3 separate regions of the Mus musculus genome follow, and all the other regions are linked to region 1. A link is a loop called in an ENCODE intact Hi-C map of the cell type or tissue named here. Cell type or tissue: gastrocnemius. All regions are shown on one strand.

Region 1 (8,000 bases):
CACTACACGGGAGCACTAGGGACAAGCTGGAGCAAAAAGCTGAGTGTACGCGCGCGCGCGCGCACACACACACACACACACACACACACACACACACACACACACACGCCTGGACAGGGTCTCTGCTCCCTTGAGACAGTCACAGGAGGAGTCTAAGGCCAGCCAGTGTTGAGCATCACCTGGCCTCCTGCCCTCCTTGGAGCAAATGGGACACAGACTCTGAGATGGGAAGTAGCTTTCTTTCTTTCTTCCTTTCTTCCTTTCTTTCTATTTACTTATTTATATGTTTGTTTGTTTATTATATGTAAGTATACTGTAGCTGTCTTCAGACACTCCAGAAGATGGCATCAGATTTCATTAAGATGGTTATGAGCCACCATGTGGTTGCTGGGATTTGAACTCAGGACCTTTGGGAGAGCAGTCGGTGCTCTTAACCACTGAGCCATCTCTCCAGCCCCCTGGAAGTAGCTTTCTATGTCACTCCTGTTGTCCAGCTCTCCTGGGGACTCCAAACCCCTCCTCCTCACTAAGCCAAGATGCCTGGAGACCAGGCTGCTCTGAGGAACTCAGAAAGCCCACATACTTCATTACCAAAGAGAGAGCTTAATGATAAGTAAAGAAAAATGCAGAATACACCCAGTCGATGATATTCCTTCAAATGGGGGGAGGGCTGCTTGGGGGGTTTTAATCTTTGAGGTTTGTTGTTCTTGGTTTTCTTCGTTTTGTTTGAGAGAGATTGGATCAAGTAGCCCAGGCTACCCTCTACCTTGCTATGTAGCTGAGGATGACCTTGAACTTTGATCCTTTTGCCTCCATCTCTCCAGTGCTGGTGGAGTTACAGATAGATACATCCTGCTCTCTGTTGGTGATGGTGGCTTGGTTTTCTTGTTTTGGTTTGTTTGCTTGTTGTTTTTAATTACATTTACTGTGTGTGTATGACAGGGGTGTGCACAGGTATGTGTGGAGTCCAGAGCACAACTTTTGAAAGCACAACAAAGCCCTGCCTTGTGTGTCCCAGGGATCAAACTCAGGTCATTAGCCTTGGCAGCAAATGCTCACACACTGAGCTGGCTCACTGGCTCCGGGCTTGGTGTGGTTTTTATCAAATTGATTGATTGATGATTGATTGTGAAATGTGCATGTGTTTGTTTGTTTGTTTGTTTGTTTGTTTGTTTGTTTTGAGACAGGGTCTTGGTATGAATACCCAGAATAGTCTGAGTCAGCATCCTCCTGCCTCAGCCTCAAGTGCCAGACTCACAGATGTCCTCCTGCCTCAGCCTCAAGTGCCAGACTCACATCACAAATGTGCATCACCATATCCAACAACTTCTCTGATTTTCTAATAAAGGAATTCTGAGGATACGAGCTGAACCCCCAGAACACTACCGTGATCTAAATGAGGCTGACGTGGCCAGTGTTCACTCTGCAGACATCTATACACAAACACAGAAGGGTGGCCCACAGCCACAAAAACACCCTAAGTCCAATTCTAAAGAATGTCCCCTCTGGAAGACACTGGGCAGTGGACAATGCGTTCTCTTGTGCTGGTCTTCACAATGTCAAATAAACCTAACAATGAGCTCAGTAAAAATCTTGTTTGGGAGTAAATAAATACATAAATAAGGCTGGAGATACGGCTCAGTGTATAAAAACTCTTGCAGAGGACCTGAGTTCGATTCCCAGCACCCATGTGAGTGGTTCAAAACTGCATGAAACTTCAGATCCAGGAGATCACTCACACACACACACACACACACACACACTTTTTAATTTTTTTTAATTAAGAAAAGAAAGAAGGGGGCTGGTGAGATGGCTCAGTGGGTAAGAGCACCCGACTGCTTTTCCAAAGGTCTGGAGTTCAAATCCCAGCAACCACGTGGTGGCTCACAACCATCTTGTAACAAGATCTGACTCCCTCTTCTGGAGTGTCTGAAGACAGCTGCAGTGTACTTACATATAATAAATGAATAAATCTTAAAAAAAAAAAAGAAAAAGAAGGAAGAAGGGGAGGGTGCCAGTCCAACCAGTGGGACAGAGGTCAAATGAGGATTGTGTCCCAAGGACTTGATGCCCTGGATAGCCCAGGGCTCCAGGGGTCTTGTTTCTCTGTGCCACAGCCTAGCACAGCCAGCCAGGCAGACACAACAGCTGGCCTGCCACATGGACCAAAAAATGAGGAACAGGTGTGGAGGGGAGGAGACACTGGGCTTCTTCCCTGGAGCTCAAAACTGAGGACATGAGCACCTAAGCTGAGTCTTAACTCCTGTAGGACAGTCACAGGAGAAATCCAAGGCCACACAGTTTTGAACAGCCACCTGGCTTCCTGCTCCACTCAGAGCAAAGGGCACACAGTCTGTGTGGTACGGATGGAGTTACTTTCTATATCACTTCTGTTGCTTCACTCTCCTGAGGGCTCCACTCCTCCCTCAGCCCATGCTGGGGCTGCTCAGCTCTCCTCCCATCCCCCTCCCCTCTGGAAACAAGAACCTTCCGGTTCTCAATAGGGGAGGGCAAAGGGTCCCTGAATCCAGAGAGAAACCTGACAAAACCTGCTGGGGTCCTCCTCAAGAGAAGCCCTGCAGGAGCTTGATTACTGACAGTTGAGCGGTGTCCTGGGTGGGACCTGAGGTGGAGGAATGGCACTGGATAGCATCTGAGGGGATGTGACGAGGAACCCACGTAGCTTATAAAGATGCCCAGGGTCAGGGTCCAATCACTCCAGCAAGAAACAGGAGAGCAACATTGAACCTGAATAGCTAACCCAAGTTTTCTGTAAATCAGATGCTGTTAAGGAGGAAGAAGAAGAGAAGGAAAGAGGAGGAAAGGAGGAAGAGGAGGAAGAAGAGGAGGAAGAAAAGGAGGAGGGAGGAGGAGTCCTCTAAGGCTGGAGCTGCCATTCTCTGGTAAATGCCTTTATTGCACAAGCAAGACCCTGAGTTCATCCCCAGCACAGGGGACTATTAATTTTTTGGTGTTAGGGATGTTACCCAAGGTCTTGCTAATGCCAGCTTTTAATTCTTTCCTGAGCAACAGGATTCTCTATCATCATACCAGCACAGACTGTCCATACCACAACATGGAAAGACAATCTCTTGTTATGGGCTGGTTGAGTCCCGGGGAGCCAAGGACAGAGCTCCCAACTGGGCCCCTACCTACAGATGCCTCTAAGGAGTTTTCTGGCACCGTATCCTGGGGTCCAAAGACCTGGGCTCTGCAAGACAGAGAATGAGCAAACACACCTTTAATCCCAGCACTCAGTAGACAGAGGCAGGTGATCTCTGAGTTCAAAGCCAGCCAGGTCTACAGAGTGAGTTCTAGAACAACAAGGACTACACAGAGAAACCCTGTTTGGAAAAATGCAAAACTGAACAAAAACAATACAAAGAAAGTAGAGGAGGAGGAGGAGGAGGAGGAAGAAGAGAAGGAGGAAGAGGAGGGGCCAAGTATGCTCGCTTGCAGCCATGCTGATTACAAACAGAATTCTCTAAGCTAGTCTCACCCAAGGAATATTTAGTAACATCCTACCCCTCTGTCCTCAACCAAGAGGACTGAGACGATAGGCCGGGGAGGTAGTTTAGTGGTTAAACTCTTACCGCTCTTCCAGAGGACCCAAGTTCAGTTTCCCATGCCCACCTCAGTTGGCTCACAACTTTAGCTCCGGGAAAACTGATGCTGTCTTCTGGCCTCCTTAGGCACCTGCATGCATGTACATCTAACTTTATCCAGGTGCGCGAGCGCTCGTGCACACACACACACACACACACACACACACACACACACACACACAGATTTAAAATGTAAACAAGCACACAAACAAAAATAAAACATGTTAAAAAGTGGGGGCTTGTGAGGGGGGGCACAAGCTTATTGCCAGGCACGCAGGAAGGATCTCTGACGTCAATTCTCAGTTGTGCCTGGCTGTCGCAGAGACCTTTCAGGAAGATCTTCCAGAGGCCCAGAAAGAACAGGTAGTCTCTGTCCTTGAGGGTGTTAATGGAATGTTCCAGAAGTTTCATGACTACAGAGAAGCAAAGAGAAAAAGTTCTATACAAACCAAGTGTGGCCCGTTTCCCAGAGAAGCTTTTAAGTAAACATCACTGTTTTTGTTAGAATGTTATGCTACTGTCCAAGTTGCTATTTTAAAGAGATATTTTAAAAACATTCCTTTCCATTTCTAATAGACTGAATACTCACCAAAACTACCCACATGTCAAACATTCACAAGTTTTAGGATTATGAAGGAGTCCTGAGACCAGACTTTGTGAGGCGTAGGACCACACTATAAGGCTTCCAGAGCATTCGGAACTGGGAGTGTTAATCAATGGGTCTGAAGCGCCATCTAGTGGCCATGGTAAATGCAAACGAGTACAGAGCCTGGGTCATCAAAGAGATTCAAACACCAGCCCCTAGGTCAGAGACCACACCAGCTGCACAGCAAGGTATCCACTGGGCACTGCCAGTACCTAAAGCTGGTCTTCCAATGTGACTTCCCCTTCTATGCCACGGGATCCTAAGCAGCCTCCGTGTCTCCACCAGAAGATGCCTCCAGCCGTCCTCTGATGCGGAATCTTCAGGCTGAACGGAGTTCCTTAGGAACAGAACCACCCATGTAAGAGCCATTGTCGATCCCAATGGTAGAACTGTGGGTGTCTCCATTCTGTGTGCTTATTTCTTGCTTTGGGGGTCTTTCTGGATGGTCTGCCTCTCTGAGACTTCTCTGACAGGTCTGGGGCTGTTTGGTGTCTACAGTTTTTTCCAGCATATCCTCATATCTCTTCTCATCATGTATTAGCTCCTTGTGCTTCTCCCCTCTCCGGCCCTTGCACCGGCACCAGCTCTGGGCATCTTGCCCATGTAGAGCATCTCTTCTTTCCACATCTTTGGTCCATCCTTCTCATCTCCCCCACTGTGGTCAGCTTTACTCATCTCCTACTCTCAAACCTATGGCAATGTGGAAATCAGAGACAGTCTCATTGCGAGTGTGTGCCTGCTGCTGTGTCTTAGATGCTCTTGCCCCTATACCTCCCTGGGACTTGAAAACACAATGTTTCAAGGTTGCCTTCACCTTTCTCCTTGGCTGGAAATTACCCATGTGCTGGCATGAGGGCTATCCTCAAGTATGGCTGCCTCCAATGTCAGGGTATATTTGATTATTCTTTTCTGTGTCTTCTGGGCTAAGTGGAGTGGGATCTCAGGTAGAGACAGTTGAAGATTACCTTAGATCAACCTCAAGGTGTTGCTAGATCAACAGCAGATGACCTGGGCTAGTTCAGTTTGGATATGCAGTACATCCCCCACCCCACCTCACCCCACCCCCGTCCAAAGGCTCAGCTTTTGAAGATATTGTCCCCAGTGCAACGTCCAGAGGTAGAGTTTTTGAGGGAGCAACTGAATTGTGAGGGCTCTGACCCTTAATGCTTTCAAGGATTTGTAATTTGATGGCATTCTTGAAAGGGGCCTCAGTACAGGAAGTGGATCACTAAATGTGTGACTTTAAAGGGTATATCTGATTCCACAGCATGTATTCTTTCTCTCTGCTTCTTGGGTAGCTCACTCCACCACGTGCTCCCAACGGTGTTCCTGACCATGGTCCTCGGCAGCTCACTCCACCACGTGCTCCCCACTGTGCTCCCGACCATGGTCCTCGGCAGCTCACTCCACCACGTGCTCCCCACTGTGCTCCCGACCATGGTCCTCGGCAGCTCACTCCACCACGTGCTCCCAACTGTGCTCCAGACCATGGTCCTCGGCAGCTCACTCCACCACGTGCTCCCCACTGTGCTCCCGACCATGATCCTCGGCAGCTCACTCCATCACGTGCTCCCCACTGTGCTCCCCACCATGGTCTTCTGCAGCTCACTCCACCACGTGTTCCCAACTGTGCTCCCCACCATGGTCTTCTGCAGCTCACTCCACCACGTGCTCCCAACTGTGTTCCTGACCATGGTCCTCGGCAGCTCACTCCACCACGTGCTCCCCACTGTGCTCCCGAACATGATCCTCGGCAGCTCACTCCATCACGTGCTCCTCAGTGTGCTCCCCACCATGGTCTTCTGCAGCTCACTCCACCGCGTGCTCCATAGTGCTCCCGACCATGGTCCTCGGCAGCTCACTCCACCACGTGCTCCCAACTGTGCTCCCCACCATGGTCCTCTGCTGCTCACTCCACCACGTGTTCCATATCGTGATCCTCTGCCTCAACACAAGCCCACAGCAATGGTGCAAATGACTAGACAGAAACTTCTGAAATCATGCACCCAAACAAACATGTTCTCCTTTTAAATCACTACACCCACAAAAGCCCCAATCTGGAGGAATGGAGGCTGGTGATGTAGACAGGCAGTTTGTCTTAGTCGGGATTTCTACTGTTGTGACTGAACATTATAACCAAAAGCAGCTTGGGAGGAAAGAGGTCTCTTACATTCTCATTACATTCTCTTACATTTCCACAGCAGGGTTCACCTTGGAAGGAAGTCAGGACAGGAACTCGGAGGCAGGAGTTGCTGCAGAGACCAGTAAGGGTGCTGCTTACTGTATTGCTTTTCATGGCTAGTTCAGTCTGCTTTCTTATGCACCCCAGGATCACCAGCCCAGAGATGGCACCACCACAATGGGCTGGGCCCTCCAACATTAATCACTAATTAAGAAAGCACGCCATAGGCTTAGCTACAACCCAGTCTTATGGAGGCATCTTCTCATTTGAGGTTCCCTCTTCTCCCATGATTCTAGTGTATGTCAAGTTGACATAAAACTAGCCAGCACACAAGTTTACTACCAGTGCCTGAGGCTGAACCCCCAGTGTAGCCCCGCTGCCTCCCTTCACCGCTTCTGGACTCATTCTCGTGACACAGAGAGTATCCCCATTTCAGGAACCACCTGAGGATGGAACCAGCCTGTAGCACTTGCGGACACTCTCAGAAACAAGTTTCTTGGGCTGGAGAGATGGCTCAGAGGTTGAGAACACGAACTGAGTTCAATTCCCAGCAACCACATGGTGTCTCACGACCATCTATAATGAGATCTGGCGCCCTCTTCTGGCATGCAGGCACATGTGCAGGCAGATACTATGTACATAATAAATAAATCTGAAAGAAAGAGGGAGGGAGGGAGGGGAAGAAAGAAAGAGGGTTTTTGTGAGCCCCATATGCACAAACTCTGAGCCCCGCTGTGGGAACTCTTACAGAAGGATTCAGGACTACCAGCCTTTCATCACCATCTTTATAGAACCAAAGGCACCTGGCCCTGACCTCCCATGGCTCATCAAGGCTTGCCTTAGGTTCTACGAGGGGTCGGTACATTCTGGGTTTTTTTAGGGTTTTTTGAGACAGGGTTTCTCTGTGTAGCCCTGGCTGTCCTGGAACTCACTCTGTAGACCAGGCTGGCCTCGAACTCAGAAATTCACCTGCCTCTGCCTCCCAAGTGCTGGGATTAAAGGCGTGTGCCACCTCGCCTGGCTACATTCTGTTTTTATATTTGAGCATTATCTACAACTTCTGAACAACAGAAAAATCCCATTCTGAACCATGAAACCTCTAATCCAACAGTGTTGTGTACACTAATATCATTTATCTGTTTATTTTGCATGTGTGTGTACAGCATGCATGCACAGGTACATACGTGTGGGTGTACATGCATGTGTGTGGAGGCTAGGCATCAACTTGGGTGTTGTTCCTCAGGAGCCAGCTGCTTTAGTTTTGGAGACAGACTCTAGGACCTGAGGGTCCCCGAGTAGGCTAGACTGAGCAGCCAGTCGGCTCCAGGGATCCACCTGACTCTCCCTCCCCAGTACTCGGATTACAAACACACACTATATAAATTAGTCACGTTCTCTAGAGGAACAGAACTTATAGAATGGATATATTAGAATGACTTAAAGGCTGTGGTCCAGCTAGACTAACAATGGCTGCCTATCAATATAGAGTCCAAAATGTTCCCTCCAGAGGATGTAATACTGCTTTGGATTCACAGTTGTACCTGGCAGAGGCTACTCTAAAGGTTTC
Region 2 (8,000 bases), 220 kb before region 1:
AGGATTTCTCAGTGTATCTCTGTCTGTCCTGGAACTCACTCTGTAGACCAAAGCTGGCCTCAAACTAGGAGATTTACCTGCCTCTGCCTCCCAAGTGCTGGGATTAAAGGCGTGCGCCACATTCTTCTGGCTGAGGTTGTTTTGTTTTTGGCTAAGCCAAAGGCTCCCCCGTACCACCATGCATGCCCCTTGCAGTGCTATTGGTGTTCAGGGTAGAAAGCCGGGCCAGCCAGTGTTGCATGTATGGAGGGCTTGTGGATGCCCATGGCATCTGCTCTCTCTCCCCAGAGCCCCAGAACCCCAGAGCCTGAGCTTCAATGTTCTCCTAGTATACACTATAATCCCAGTGTCAGGGAAACTGAGGAAGGAACACGAGCTCCAGGCCAGCCTGGACTACATATGAGACTCTTAAACAAACACCAAAACCCAAACTGAACCGAAAACAAACCCTGCCACGTCCCCCTCCCTTCATCGGGTACCTTTCCCTCAAACCCCAGCGCAGCTTGCTTTGGGGAGTCTTGTGTGATTATGGGGCCACTCAGCCTGGGTGCCACACAACTGGGAATTCCTCAGAGCTGGCGCCTCCTGTGGTAGCCTCAGGCCCATGGGCAAGGATGAATGATGGAGCTGGGGAATAAACCGCCAGGCTGGGGCCCCAGAGAACTCCTGTCCTACCCCTAGGCCTTGCCCACTTCGGCCAGTGGGTGCAGAGATGGGAGAGGGACCGAGGACACTGGACACTGGAGATCATGGCCCAGGTGGGTTTGAGCACAAGATAATCCTGGCACCCAGAAAATGTTGGGGTTAAAGGAAACTTAGAGTTTCCTACCTATTCTTGGTGGGAAGTGGGCAGACAGAGGGCATCTGATGTCCCGTGGGCTTGAGTTCCTCAGAGGCAGTATAGAGCTCGATATAAGGCTGGTATGCTCCTCAGGAAACTGTGGGAGTTTTGGGGATGATCCCAGAGTCTGGACAGCTGTCTTAGGTGACCCAACAGCAAAAAGATACCCTTTAGAGGAGACACTCACTTGCAACATGCTAACACTACCCGGAGTGAACGTCGCACACAAGGGCTGAACCTTTTTCTGGGGGTGGAGGGGGGACAGAGATTAAGGCAAAAAGTCAATGCTGGTGAGGTCCATACCTTGGCTCCTGCTGAGTCCCCGAGTCTCTGAGCAGGGTTGCTCAGAGAGGACCGGTCTCATTTCCAGGAAACCGAGCTGATCAGGAACATCCAGGAACTCCTGAAGAGGACGATAGGACAAGCCGTGGACCAGATACGGTGGGTCACAGCAGCCCCTGAGGGACCCGAGGGCTGGACTCTGTCCCCAAGGCTGGTCTGAGGTGGAGGCAGGACAGGTAGGGACCTGACACTGTGGCTGAGAGGTCAGAAGGCTTCCAAATCTTAGCTAGTGGAATGCAGGCTCTGCTCAGCGAATACAACCATCTCCACTTTTGCTCTGGAACCTGGGCACTGCTGGCCATGGAAGGCTGTCTGAGCACAAACTGGAGCTGAAATGGGGCCTGCTTCCCAGGGCTCCCTGGCACACAGTGAGCCCTAAACCCCGCCCCCCCCCCTCATGCCCTCCAGGCTGAACAGGGAGCATAAGGAGTCGTGTGAGATGAACTGGTCGGACAAAGTGGAAGTCTACAACATTGACGATACCTGCTCCCGCTACACCAATGAGAGCACCCAGGTGCAGTTCTATCCGCATTCCAGCAAGTTCGAGGAGAGGTAGGATTCTAGGCTCTGTAACCCGTTTGTCCCTGCCACTCTCCGCTCTACTTCCAAAATCTGAGGAAGGACTCCTGCCCCCACGAGAACCTGGCCCAGCTCTCCTGGGGAACCTCTGTCTGCTGTTGGGGTGGACTAACTGGAAAGCCCCTTACTCAAGTGCCTGGCACCCACAATTCACACAGGGCTAGTGCCCTGTGGGTGGCCTGGAAAGCGTTTCTGCTCGTGACCAGTAGAGGGCAAGCAAAGGATCTCTAGAGGCATGGGAGAACCTCGGTATATCGGTGTGAGGGAGGAATCCGGGGTACACTGGGGATCGCTGACAGTGCGGGAGTCTCTGTGTGACTACACCCTGACCAGGCCGCAACTTCCACCCTCAGTGCTTCCACGCCCGAGACGTGGGCCAAGTTCAATCACGACAACCTGCTTCGAGCCGAGCGCGAGCGGCTAGCCTCGGTTAACCTGCGGAAGTTAATTGACTGCATCTTGCGGGATACGGCCGAGGACCTGCGGCTACAGTGCGATGCAGTGAACTCGGCTTTCTCAAGCCGCTGCCAAGAGCTGGACGACTCACTCCAGAAGCTGCAGTACCACCTTCGAAAGGTGGGAGCGCAGGGCTCGCCCGCCTTTGGACACGCCCACTTGTTTGAGCACATCAGGACACGCCTACCAGCGAGCCCATCCCATGCTTAGGATACACCTACTCACATCTGTGCATGTCTCCTTCTCGTGCTCGGACCCCACTCAAGCCACGCCCATCCCTTGCCTAGGACTTGGGTTCCCTTATCCACAGGGACCAGGGTTGCTATCCACTTTGCTTAAGTCACCACTTGGCTTCAAGAGTCCTTCTGTGACCAGCTCACCCTGAAGCAGACATCCATACACTTCTGTAGATTCTCTGATTTGATGTAAAAGCAGTTTTGGGGAGTGATCTTCTGGCACCTCCACTGCTGACCAGCAGGAGCTGTGTGCTATGGGGTTGGGAAGAAGATAGTATGGGAGCAGAGAGTGGTTTTGGGGTCCTGCTTCTAAATTCCCGTTGTGGCCTATCTAGCCTCTAAGACCTGACTTTTGTAGCCAGCATTAGAGAGCAAACAGACTGCCCCGACTCATGAGACCCGCTGAGAGCCTTGTACAGGGCTGCCCCTGGACACAGGCGGAGGACTCAGAGTGTCTTGTCAAGGCTGGGAGACTAAGGGCAACTGGTTTAGCCCATCCCACATGCTGGGTTAGGATAGGCAGGTGCCCTGTTTGCTCCAGAATTTGAGGCAGCCTCAGGTTCACATACTGCCCTTACAGACCCTGACGGAGATCACAGACCAGGAACACCAGATTGCAGCCTTGAAGCAGGCCATCAAGGACAAGGAGGCCCCTCTGCGTGTGGCCCAGACTCGCCTTTACCAGCGGTCACACCGGCCCAATGTGGAGTTGTGCCGGGACAATGCCCAGTTCAGGTACTGCTTGCTGTTTGAGCAGCCCTGGAAGGCTGGGGTCATCCTTGAGGCCCTTTAGTCTTACTCAGTACTTGAGGCTACCATGAGCCCCTCCTGCAGGATCAGTCCTACATATGAGCAGACATAGTGCTTGTGGGGAGGGCTCTGGAGGGGTTTTGAGTGTCAGAAACAGCACAGGATCCTGTGCAACACTCTGGGATGCTTTGCCTTCCTGGAAGAAGCCTAGAGTCTGGAAACCTAAGATTCATGAGGCCACAGGGCAGGGAAGCCTGGCAGGGCAATTCCAGTATGCCCTTCTAAGCATAAGCGTCTGTCTTCTTCCTTCTTCCTCTACCGTAATTTTGTTCTATAAATCAGTTTTCAGGATGCCATTGCTTATTTTCGCCACAAGGTGGCAGTGTTTCAAGACTCCCTTTCCCTGCTTCAGCGCAGCTGAGGGAGGCCCTCTTTGGACTAGAAACGAGGGCCTTTTTAACCCATGCAAGTTCCCAGGAATTTTTGCAACATTTGCCACTTTGGTGGAGTCTGTGTAAGCCTGTTGGGATCCTCTGTAGCGTCACTGCCCTTTCCTTTGTCTCTCCCCCAGCTTACTGTTCCTTTCCTTGCAGGTTGCTGAGCGAGGTGGAGGAGTTGAACATGTCCCTCAGAGCGTTAAAGGAGAAGCTTCAGGATGCGGAGCAGGCACTGCGGAACCTGGAGGATTCACGCATGAGTCTGGAGAAGGACATCGCAGTCAAGACCAACAGCCTCTTTATCGACCGCCAGAAGTGTATGACCCACCGCAACCGCTACCCCAGTGTCCTCCAGCTGGCTGGCTACCAGTGACTGGGGCTGGCACCTGGCCTCACTGCTTCATTCAAATAAAGAGCTCTTTAGTTTTCCGCCTAGAGTGGCGTGGGGCAGGGTGAAGAGGCTTTCGGTTGGACAGGTATTTCAGAACTGACACAGCCAGGCTTTGTCCAAGAGCCTATCATCTTCCACACTTCAGGGGAAATGGTCTGTCCAGGTGAGGCCAGGTACTCCCCCACAGCCCCACTTAGAGCCCCACCAAGCCTGGTTTCTCCTATGTCACCAGCAGTTCGAGGGACTTGTGTGTCTGTTGGGCATAGTGCATTGTTCTCTCTCCCTTTTATCTCCCAGGCCTGAGGCTTGGCTCACCTCCCTTTGATGACAATGGCTCTCCTGCAGTCAGCCCCACTCAGAGAAATTATCCAGGCAGAACCCCACCCCAATCACACCCAACTACTCCCCCCCCCCAAACTCAGCACTGCTCACTGTCCAGGGCTCCCAGGATGGAGCCAGGAGGGGCGTTAAACCCTGTGACTGTGACTCAGGGGTAGGGGGACTTGTTTCTTGTCCTGGACTGTTGGGGGAAGGGAGGGGAGTTATATGCCGCCACCACCACAAGCTACCCACACATAGATAGACACCAGACCCCATTCTGGCCCCTGCTCCCCTGTCTGGTGATATCTGCTCCAGGGGAAATTGCCACGTGTCCCCATGCTCCTTGCAGGTCAACATCTGGAGAGGTGGGTTTTACAGACATCAGAGTGTTCCTGGAAATCAAAGCCTGGAGAGGGATGTGGGACAGCTGTGTGGGGACAATTGAGGACAGACAGGGCTTCCTGGAGGTGGCAGCCTGGATTTCACAGCAGACACCACGGTGCTAGTTCTGGACCAGGGGAGAATGTAACCATATTGGGCTGATGGGGTGGTTTCTCATCTACTCTGGAGTTTACCTGGATCAGGCTCTTCAATTCCCTGGACACATTGTCCTTGGTTCCCTTGGGAGGATGTGTATGCAGTGGGCTCTTATCAGCTTCCTGAGAAGATGTGTGGTCCCTGAAAGAGTGGCCCAGTTCAGACAGAAAGGTCAGCCTAGGACCCTGCCACCAGCACCTACCTGCCAGACAACCCCAGTCCCGGGCCTTCGTTGCCGTAGCCTTTATCCTTTCTCTTCAGCCCCTGCAGTCAGGGGTGGGTGAGACATCGGGTCCTCCCTTCATTACACTATTCAGAGGACATGTCACCACGGAAACCATGCCACTTGTTACTGTTGTTGGTCACCACAGCGACAGCCAGAAAGCTGTGCCTGCTCTTTGGGGTGCCGTTAAAAATGTGCCCCGGGTACTGCTGCCATAGGATAGGTTTAGGGGTACATGACACCTGTGGGCCTGCACCCCGATACCTTATAGGTGAGAGGCTAGGAGCAGAGGCTGAAGGGCACTCGAGCTGCCCACTTGCCCCTGGCCTCTCCCAGGGAAGTAGAAACCATCCAGGAAGAGGATCAATCTGAGCTTCCTGGATGATTGAGAGGTGAGGCGGCCTCTCAGTCTCCATCGAGGCCATTCTGTTTGCTCCCATCAGCAGAGCAGGCAGGCTGCCTCTGACTCCCCAAGGATGGTGGTCTAGCAGTGGGATGGTGCACAGACTTGAAGGCAGGGCAGCTGGTCACTCTTTTAAGTATGCCATGTGTTACCCCACCACGGTGGGCCCTGCCATTTTATAACTGGAGAAAGCAAGGTGAGGAGGGCCTCTGGCCCCTCATGCTCACACCCCAAAGAGCTAGGAGATTAAACCCCCCACCTGTGGCCTCAGACACCTGGGCCATGCAAGTGAGCCTTACCCCTAGGGTCTGATTTCTTCAGGTGAAGCTGGTGACCACAAGGTAATGAGGAAGCTGCTGCCACTGTGAGACCATCCAGACACAAGCAGCCATTTCTTTGCTAGAGATCCCTGTAGCTTACTCCAGGAGAACCCCTCTGACTCCATGTCCCAGGCATAGGGAGATAACAGAGCAAGGATTCCAAGCTACCACAGCAAGCAGGAGGGTCGTCTGTCTGCCTTGGGATGTCCTTCTGCCACATGACCTTTCATGAGAAGACTCTAGTCAGTCCAGCTAGGTGCAGGCACTGACAGACCAAAGAAAGGGGTCCGGCCAAGTCCAGCTTAGTGAGCTGGGGAATTTACCGTATTACTTGTGGGTACCTGTCGGTACCCTAAGGCAGGTATACCATCTGGAGTTTCCTTGGGCAGCTTATGGGCAACTGCACCACTAAAGTGTCCCACCAGCAGCATGGATAGCTCTCAAAAACCCAAAGATTCCTCCAACACCACCCCAGCCAAGCTCTACCTCCTCTGGAGGACGGCAGTTTGCCATGAGGACCTCTGAGACTTCCCCCTCCGAGAGTCAGCCCATAGGCTGGATCTCAAGAGTCTCAGGCTGAGTGATTCAAGATAGCAGTGGTCATGTCCAAGCTAAGGAGACTGCCATGTAACGCCATCTGCCCCATCTGGGTCCATGGTTTAAAGTTGAAAGAGGAAACACAGGTGCTCTCCCAAGGGCTGTGCTGTCCAGGGATGTCTATGGGACAAGTGTTGGATTGCTTGAACTTTTCCTGGGGGTTTGGAGGACACTTTCTCTCCTCTCCCCACCCCACCCTCTCTCTGCTGCTTCCCCCCCACCCCTGTATAGGGCACTAACCACAGACCAAAGTATGGATCCACCCAGTTCTAGCTTGTCAAGGCAATGAGTATGTTAAATGGCTTTACCTACAGAACATGGGTGAGGGGTTACTTACAGCCACGTGGGCACACCCTCACCCCAACAGCTGCATCACTGAACCATCTCACCCCTGCACAGCTGCCACCTCACACCACTCCATCCCCGAGGTAACCCTGATGTTCTATATACTCTAACATCTCCTGAGCCACTGAGACTGCACACAGCTGACACGAAGGGGTAGGAAGGAAGGGCTGAGGTCACTGTTGAGGAGTGTGGAACCCTCCCACCCTCTCCTTTGATGAGGAAAGTCAGCAGCTCCGATCGTGAGGGTCACACATAAGCGTTCACAGCTTCTCTGTTGGCAATGCTAAGAACTGTTATGGCTGAAGGAGAGGATTCCATAGCAGGCGGGCATGACCTGTTGGAGGAGAAGTGGAAAGAAAGGGCCATGGCCAGCTTCCCCAGCCCCATGTGACCATCAAGGGACCCCAGTGTCTCAGAGTCAACCCTGTGTTCCATCTAGAACACTGAATGGCTGAGCCTGGATACAGGCTGCCCTGCCTTACCTGGGTTGCCCCTCAGCTTCCCTCCAACCACACAGGTCTCCTTGCCTAGTGAGCCACCTGTCTGGACCACATGGTCACTCTCTTGGAAACCAAGAATTGATCCTATGGCTCTAACTATGGACCTATTACCCATTCTGCCTTGAACTGGCTGCTGTGGGGTCTGTCTTTGTGCACGTGGCCTCAGGCCCCTCCTCCTGTCACTTAGTCCATGCCCTGAACTGGGGGCCTGGACAAACTTCTGATGCTCACCAAGTTATCTCTGCTAAGTTACCCCATCACCTTCCTGGACTACTGATCACCTCTATGGGGGGAGGGGGAGGGTGTTATTCATAGAGTGTTAAGTTGCTAAGTCTCTGATGCCTGGGCACCCCAGCTGCCCTCTCTGGCACAAGCTTCCAGGCTCCCAGTGCTGTACCATAGAGAGCAAACCTTTGCAGGCTTCTGGGCAAGGGACGGCAAAGCGTGTGCATAGTTTTTCCCTGGCACAGCAGGACATCTACCGCTGGGGGCCATGACACCCTGTCGTCACGGTGATGCTGGTGGCTGCTCTCAGCCAGAGCTATTTCTGGCCTGAGACTCGATGTCCTGTTCACTGAGTCACCCTGAATGCTGACCCCTCTGCTCAGCATCCATAGACACATACGTCTGTCCCCTGACCAGAGAGACAGCCCTGCCCCCCACGCCCCAGCAGATAGAGACTTGAAAACCCCATACTGCTCCCTAGCCTTCAACTCCTGGAA
Region 3 (8,000 bases), 290 kb before region 1:
CTTGAACTAGGAGTACTGGGCTCCCTAAACCAAAGGCTGAGCAACCTCTGGTTGGCAGATAGCAAGGAGCTCTTACCTAGGCCTTTCCAGGAGCCAGGTCATGAATTACCAGGGCAAAGAGATAATAAGAAACAGAGTACAGAGGCACATCTGCCCCGGGCTGCCAGTCCAGTGAACCTGGCCCAGTCTTCCTACTCCAGGGTTGTGTGAGGGGTTACATGCTCCGTGCTTAGTGGCCTCCACCAGGCACAGCCCAGGTGGTTGGCTCATGTGGTCTGGATGTGATTGTATAGGTTGGTCCCTCAGGCACTGCTGTACTAGGTTACCTATGGTGCTCACTCTATGGCACTGGGCATGTCTGGGGCAAGGTGTCTGAAGATTTCAGGATTCTCCAAAGGAAGACAGAAACCATCCAGTAAGAGATGACACACTTCACACCGATGTACCTTTACCTGGCTGAGGTCTCCAGCTCTGAGGTCCCACAACCCTAGCCTTTTCCTTCCTTGTTCTCCTTGGGCTGCCCCTCAAGGCCAGGGACTAGTCTATAGCATGGCTCACTCCTCAAACTCTTAGTTCCCATCCTCAGCCCCAAATAACTGGGCCCCCATAGTGTCATGTCTCACAGTCCATTGTGACCCAGAAACATCCCTCCGAGAGGCCCCAGATCTGTCCTTGCTCCTGCTACGACACCACCCCTCAATCCATCTAAGCTGCCTCTAAAACACGGCAGCAGCTCAACACGCTGCCATGGCTTCCTAGTGCCCTGGCCACATAATCCAAGCCAGAGCTCTGTGTAGCCTAGCCTGGGAAAGCAATACTCAACTCCCATTTTGTCCTGGCTGCTCCAAGGATCCAGTCCCCTGCTACTCCCCACGATGACCTCTCTAGCCTGTAGGGTGGCCCTCTCAGTGTCCCTGTAAGTTATAATGAATGGAGCCTCAGCGAGTGACTGTTAGGAGCCTCTACTGAGGCACAGATTCCTTCATGCAAGCTCAGCAGAGGTGTCTCTGGTGTCTGTTCAAATCAGAAGGCTCTGGGAAGATGCTCGGAAGGGCAGGTAGGTCACCACTAAGTAGAACATGACTCCACTGCAGGGGATAAGGGGTCTCTCCATCCTTACGTGCTCCCTCATGACAGGGTGACCCACACCTTGGATTGGCTCCCTCCAGATGGGCAGGATGGAGCTCTGTGGCTGAGATCAACTGTAACCCTGGAGGGAACCCCAACGCTGGACAAGATATTCTAGCGACTTCACAAGTCAGGGTAGGTGGAGCCTGTTATTCCTTTCCCTGGGGATGCCTGAAATGCACAGGGGGCCTGCAGACACCTGGGTATGGCCATATCCTCCAGTCTGACATTGCTACCCACGACCTACTGCAAACAAAGCCAGCCCCCCAGCCCTCTGGGTCTGCATGCCTTCCTTGTTCCCCAGGAAGAGGTGGTGGAAATCCCAAGCCTTTCTCACAGGTCAGTGCCCAGGGAGCTCTCTGTAGGCATTTGTCCTGGTCTCCCGTCAGGTCTCAGGGGCGGAGCACTCACTCTGCAGGATGTGATGATTGAAGGAGGTTTCTCTTTCTTCCCTGAGGCTGTTGCCATGCCAACAGGCTGATAATAAGGTGAGGAGGAACCTGGAGACCCAATTAGGGCAAAGGCAGAGGGGATCCCCAGCCCAGCTCCATTTCCAAAGGTTTCCATCAGACCTGGCCCAGCTCGGCTACCCATTCCTGCATTGTACCACTGGTCTCAAGATGGGGGAATGTATGTGAATATCCTTTTCAGGTCTGGGATTTGGGAAAGATAGGGATGACAGGAGGGGTCAGGACAAGGCAGTCAGTCCTGTTGGGGTCATCGGAGTGATCCCACACAAGAAACACAGGCATGGGTGGCAGCTTCCTTTCCCCTGTCCCTCCTTGAGGAACTCAGTGTGTCCTACTCCACCCCCACCCCTCATTAGACCCCTGTACTTGGGCCAGCTGGTCCGACCCAGAGCTTTCCAGAAGTGGACCGTTGAGTGTGTGCGCATTTGTTCCAGCTACCACAGGACCAGCTGTACCTCCGCCTAGGTCCCTCCTAGGACGGGGGTGGGGGGTGGGGGGGATGCGCAGCTGTTACCTAAGGTCACCTGGGTCTCAATCTCTCGGCTCTCCTTCCATCAGTACAGGAGGCATCCAGAGCTGAGACAAGTGGTTTGTCGCCAGATGCTCAGGGCTCAGTACTGCCACAGGCAGTGGCACCACACGCTAGCTCCACCAGGTTCAGGGTTTGTCCCCCCCACCCCCACCCCCACTTCAGGTAGGCTGGAGGGAACAGGTGCAGGGTAGTTGATGCGATGCATCCCCTCTGTCCAAAGCTCAGGATCTTGGGGTGGGGGGAATCTTGGCCATGTCCTCCCCTCACCACCTCTCTAACCCGCCCCCTCCGCCCCCCAATGCCTAGTCAACCTGCTTCCTGCTCTCCATTCCCATTCTTTGAGACCTTTTTCCTTTATCCCCACCCCCATGGCCAGGCCCAGGGAACATGGCCTGGGAGCCTGGGCCTAGGCCTGCGTGACTCACGGCAGGCTGGGCTGAGCTGGGGGTGGGGGTGGGGGGTGGGGGTGGGGAGTGAGGGCAGCCGACCAAACATGGAGCTGTTTGTTCTCCAGCTGCCTGCTCTGCTCAGGGTCACCCAGGGGAAGGGGGGGGGGCAGGCTGTCTGTGGGAGAATACTTCCTCCTGAGGCCAGGGTGTGGGAGCCACTCCCCACTCTAGCCCCTCAAACGGGGAGGCCAGGTCACTGGGAATACTCAGCTCTAGCTGCCAGAACATTCTATTTCATCCTCATCCTCCCCCAACCCTGTGAGGCACTCTGCTTCCCTGTCCCTGATTAACAACTGCGGTGAGCTGGTCCCCATAGCCTGGGTCATGTACGGCAGCACCACCCCCCTAGCTCATTGCTCTGGCCCTAGATAAAGTGTGTGCCTGGTCAGCCGCAGGGGCAGGCTCTACAGCGGGGCACCCAGAGCCTGGCTTGGATACCAGACGTGTACCCACGTGTAAACTACTATCTGATCCAGTGTACTGTACATGTCTCAAACACACACAACAGGGGCACTTGGAGTGCATTGTAAACACACCCTATGAGGTCTTCAAAGGGGGCAGGACCCCAGGTCTTCCCAGGCCAAGCCCCCCTATCCGCAGAGACTGACATCGTGGAGCCCCGCTGAATACATGCCAATGGCTCTAATTGTGCAGTTTTTAAAGCCATGCTAATTAGAAAGTGCGCTAATGTCTCTGCTTAGCTCTTAATAAAGAGCTTGATTCGGGATCTTTTCAAGGGATAATTGAGTGGAAAAGTGCCTGATCCCACCCCTCTAGTCCCTGTGCCTGCAGGAAGGCAGGCTGTGTGGGCGAGAAACCTCACCCAGACTCTGCCAGCCACTTGGTGGCAGCATGCACACCCCGCCCCACCCCCAGAACACCATGGGGTGCTGCTTGGAAGGGGAGCCCCTGCTTCTCACATTTTCCAGACTCTCCCGGTTAGTCCTCACTGAGGACCAATCATAGTGACAGCCCCTCCCCACCAGCTGCTCCACTCAGGACTACCAGTGTAATCCCGGGAGGAGGCAAGAGGGCCTGGCTTGACCTCTGCCCAGTGGGATTCCCCAAGAGCATCCTGAACAACCTTCTCCAGTGGTCCTGGAAAGGAAGGATGGACAGTAGACAAAAACTGAGCCAGGTGACTTACTGGGGAGGAGGACGGCTGGTCCACAGGATGGGCTCTCAGGGACCTCTCTGCTGGAATTCTCTGGGCCAGAAATAACTGCCTGGGCCTCGCTGCACAGCTGCCTGAAGCTCAAATTAGTGACCCAAGGGGATTGGACACTCCTTCCATGGGAACATGGCCTGGTATTCTTCCCCTCCCCCACCCCTCCCCCCACCCCCAGGGTCTGGCTCCTTTCTGCAGAACTGTGGTGAGCCCATCTGGAAGGAGCCCCCATGTGGCTTCTGTTCTCCATGGCTAGGTAGTATGGATAGGGGCCGGCCTGGGAGAGCACAGAGCAGGGCCCTTCTGTGGGACCCAGGACTGCCTACTGTAGTCCTGTGGGATCCTATGGTGCCTGGGCCTGGAGGCTGGGAAGAAACTCAAGGGAAGGGTCACGGGGTCTCTCTCTTCACTATGCAGTTTTGCCCCTTTCTGCCTAGGCTGCCCTATCCAGGATTTGGCCTCCTTCCTGTATCTCTGCTGCCTTAACCAGCTCCTCATAGTGCCCATTGAGGATGAAGAAAGTTATACTGGGAGGAGTCACTACCAGTCACATTATTGCCAGCAAGGCCCCCTGAGTCACGCCTCTCTCATGTCCCCACTGTATGCTCATCACACAGGTTGCCCTCTATCTGTAGACTTTATCTGTCCCTCAAGAGATGGAAAGGCTGAGTGGACCAGTGCTCAGGTGCTCAACTCCTCTGCAGGCTAGGGGCAGGCAGCAGCCTCTCTGGGTGGGCCTCGGCTCCCCAGTCCATGTGGCTGGGCCCCTTCTCTTTTCTACATACTACTAGAGACACTACCATCTCCACCTTAGTGAGAAAACCCAGCCTACACTTGTGATCTGAGATGTGTGTGTCGACTGCTGCAAACACAAATTTGTACTGACATGGGAGCTGGGATCCCAGGCATACTAGGAAAGGGGACAGACAGGGCACCTTGTGGCATGATGGCTGGCATCCATGGGAAACCAGGAACCCTGCTGCAGGCTGTGTTCCAACTGGGTCCTTGACCCCCACCCCCAATCCATCTATGCAAAGCCTGGCTATCCCCACCACTGTTGCCTGGCAACCGGGTATTTATTTAAAAGGGAAACCTCACAGCAATGCCTACCACCAGCCTGCTCTCCCAGCCTGGCGCAAACCCCTCTCTAGTTTTTCCGCTCCCACACCCTCAGAGACATTGCTCTACCTCTCCCTGAGCCCCAAGTCCATCCTAACCCTACCATCTACCCCCTGAAGCCCTAGAAGCACTGGGGGATAGTGGATAACACTTCAATAACTGTACTTTTCTAGCAGGGTGGAGGGCAGCTGCTATGGTCACAGATCCTGCCAGTCTGCCCAGCTCAAAAGCCCTCTGTGCCTGGGACTCCCTGGCTACAATGTGTGGGCACCGATGTATAAGATCCCAGATTTTGGTATGTTAGTGAGGCAGAGCCTCCTGGAGCTGCTAGGCTACTGGGAGCTCTGTATAGAGGGAGGCCTTACCCCCCTCCCCCCTAGTGGACAGTATCTAGAACCTTCGAGTTCCAGGTACTGGTGGTGAGTTTGGCACCTTCCCTCCCGAGGAACCCTAAACCTAGTTGGATGCTGGAAGACACTGAATCTATGCTGTTCGAGGCTGTCCAGCCCCTCCCTCCCTGTCAGGCCCCCTGTCCACACAGGGTTCTGGAATCCCCCTGACTCTTGGAGCCTCCTGTAAAAAAAAAAAAAAAAAAAAAAAAAAAAAAAAAAAAAAAAAAAAAAAAGGCAACTCATCCTCCTGCCTGCATCTGTCTGACAGGTTGCCAGACAGTTTCTTCATCTCTGTTGAGACACACACAAAGCCAGGTGAAACCTGCCCCCCATTTCTGTCATCTCTGGGCACCTCCCCTGTGGTCCTTCGGGGAAGCCCTGCCCTGAGCAGGCCTCATCTAGGCTGACCCTTACCACAGGTCCCCAAGCCTCACACAGCTTCCTTACACCTACACAGGGCCTGGCCTATATCCCAAAGGTGGCTCAGGCTGTGAATGACCTACTGGCTTTGGCCTTGTCCCTGTCTTCCCTCCATCAGCAGCCACGTTATTAATAGTGGTGACATTTAAAAAAAGATGGTCCAGACCCGCCCCCCCGCCCCGCCCCCGGAAAATCTGATTTCAAAGTGAAGCCTGCTGGACCTTGGTTTCCCAAGGCTGTTGCTTCATCCCTGGGACCAGGCATCCTGCTACCTGGGCATCAGCCCCAGCATGGCATCTATATACTATGGTCTCAGAGGCTCTGCCCCAAAGGTCAGAACCATAAGTCCTGCTCTTGCCCCTCTGGGAAGCCACTGCCCAGGTGCCAAGTTGGTTGGGCCAGGATGGCCCATACATCTGTTTCAGCTGTGACCCCGTGGTGGGTGAAGGTCATGATATGGAGGAGTCCCAGCTCCAGGCATACCCAGGCCCAGTGTGACACAAAGTGGAATGGGGAGGGAGTGGGACTTGCTGGTACTGGGAACTTTCACACAACATATGTTTTAGTCTGGAGGCTGGGAACCAAGATCACGGTGTAACAGGGAAGGTTTTGGGCCACAGGCAGCTGGCTCCTGTGTCCATAAATGGCAGAGATCTTGTACACAGGTGACTCTGAGGACCCTTACCCTCATAACCATATCTGATCACCACAGATCAGATAACACAACCCACAAAGGCCCCAGTTTCTCATTCTAATATACTCCTGGGATGTTACAGTGGAATTTAAGGGGAAACAGGCACTCAGTCCATGGCTAACGGTCAGTTAACCTTGGAAGGCCAGTCCCTATCAGGTAGAATAAGGATACGGGCTAGCTCCAGGACATGTGGACATGGGGCACAGATCATGTGAGGACGGTGGTGTGGGGACCCAGGAAGTAGACACCATACACACAGCCTGACATCTTTGGACTTATAACCTCTGTCATAGCATTTATGTGACAGGCTCTGTAGATATAACCTGTTCTGGTGGGAAAACTGATATTCAGGGTATCTCATCTGCCAGGTCACTGATGGGCCTAGCCGAGCACCCATCAGTGACTGTCACTCTCTGCCCACTGCCCCAGAGACAGCCCTTGTGCTCAGAAAATATGCATCTGCCACACCCTGCAGGGACAGATCCTTCTAGGCCCAGACTAACTTGCTTAGGCTAGGGAACAGCCAAACTCATGCGCAGGGTAGGACAACATAGAAACAACACAGACAATCACAGCTAGGCCACAGGCTTGCACCCCAAAAGTCACTGGTGGCTACCCGCCAGGCACTAATTACAGCTCCATGTGGCTCGCCTGAGGAATAGTCAGGGCGGCTCCAGCACAAATATTTCAAACCGCATGGTATTTTTGTTTAATGGGATGAAATTCTTTAAGCCCAGAACCCAGCTGAGCCATTATGCCAGCCAATTTACAGAGAAGTGGGAAGCAGTGTGCTGGAGCCTTACGTACAGGGCTCATCCACACGACTGGAGAGGAAGCCCAAGAGGCTAAGCTCACCCCACCTCCTAACCCCAGATCCCACCTTGGCCTAGAAATGTTGCAGCCTGGGGCCATAGGGTCAGGCAGAGCCGGTAGAACTCTAGGGGTGGGGCGGATGGTCATGCTGGGGGCCTAGTCGGGGGATACGGATCATGGCTGACCTGAGTCTGGTGGCAGCCAGTATACTCAGCGATGCCACTTCTCTCTCTGTTGAGGTAAACTCTACTCAGCCTCAAAAAGCCCATCTCGGGAAGTCTGTCCTGGGAAAGGACCAAATTCCTCTGTTGCTCTGTCCGTCACTGAGTGGGAAAATCCACCCACCAGGAGTACCTACTGGATGTCAGGGGTATGCTCCAGGTCCACGGACCCAAGGGCGAGCTCACAGAGGCTGGCCTTGATCAAGCTCGGTGCAGGGGACTGTGAAGGACAAACTCCTGATAGGCAAGCGGATGTCAGATAAAGCTCCAAGTGTAAGCAGTGAGGGGAGGGAGCCTTGAGGCCACTTGTGGACAGCACTAATGGCTGCAGCTCTGTGACAGGATCAGTGCAGGGCTCTATGGGCCCAAGCTATCATCCTACATAGAGGCCTTACAGTACAAACACATAAACAGAGCTTAGGAATGAGGAGCCTACTGGGTCTCCTCAGAGCACCCCAGAGCTTCCTCCAATAGTGGGATGACGACATGAGGAAGAGTCTTACAGTCAGTAGGGATTTATATCATCCTTAGTTTAAATGGATCACACTTTAGGGGCACCACCCACAAGAGGCATATCTGGACATGTATGCACAG

Evidence for each region. Peaks named below come from ENCODE experiments on the same cell type or tissue, not always from the same donor. Only the 100,000 strongest peaks of a DNase experiment are listed, where the experiment ranks them.
Region 2: it touches region 1 in a loop (13-fold over the local background); 31 of 42 quality-filtered maps call a loop at or near these places.
Region 3: a loop joins it to region 1, with 2.1 times the contacts of the local background. A loop is called at or near these places in 20 of 42 quality-filtered maps.

Annotation. Positions count from the first base shown.
Region 1 is chr17:25,694,293-25,702,292 of GRCm38, forward strand. No RefSeq gene overlaps it. Among named protein-coding and RNA genes, the nearest start is that of Gm22645, 4.1 kb to the left of the region's middle. In gastrocnemius, CTCF peaks have their summits at 4,351 (motif pointing left) and 7,019 (motif pointing left); a DNase peak (open chromatin) is centred at 4,350.
Region 2 is chr17:25,472,525-25,480,524 of GRCm38, forward strand. It overlaps Tekt4 (tektin 4), which reads left to right. Exons shown (of 6, transcript NM_027951.1): 2 at 1,212-1,282; 3 at 1,592-1,735; 4 at 2,116-2,338; 5 at 3,035-3,189; 6 at 3,798-4,070. The coding sequence ends at 4,014. Among named protein-coding and RNA genes, the nearest start is that of Tekt4, 4.9 kb to the left of the region's middle. In gastrocnemius, CTCF peaks have their summits at 1,976 (motif pointing right) and 2,330; DNase peaks (open chromatin) are centred at 1,978, 2,320, 3,595 and 3,999; H3K4me3 peaks cover 594 bases.
Region 3 is chr17:25,402,765-25,410,764 of GRCm38, forward strand. All of the region lies in intron 2 of Cacna1h (calcium channel, voltage-dependent, T type, alpha 1H subunit), which reads right to left. Among named protein-coding and RNA genes, the nearest start is that of Gm33617, 19 kb to the left of the region's middle. In gastrocnemius, no CTCF peak of the experiment used is centred here; DNase peaks (open chromatin) are centred at 3,474 and 3,955; H3K4me3 peaks cover 286 bases; H3K27ac peaks cover 2,004 bases.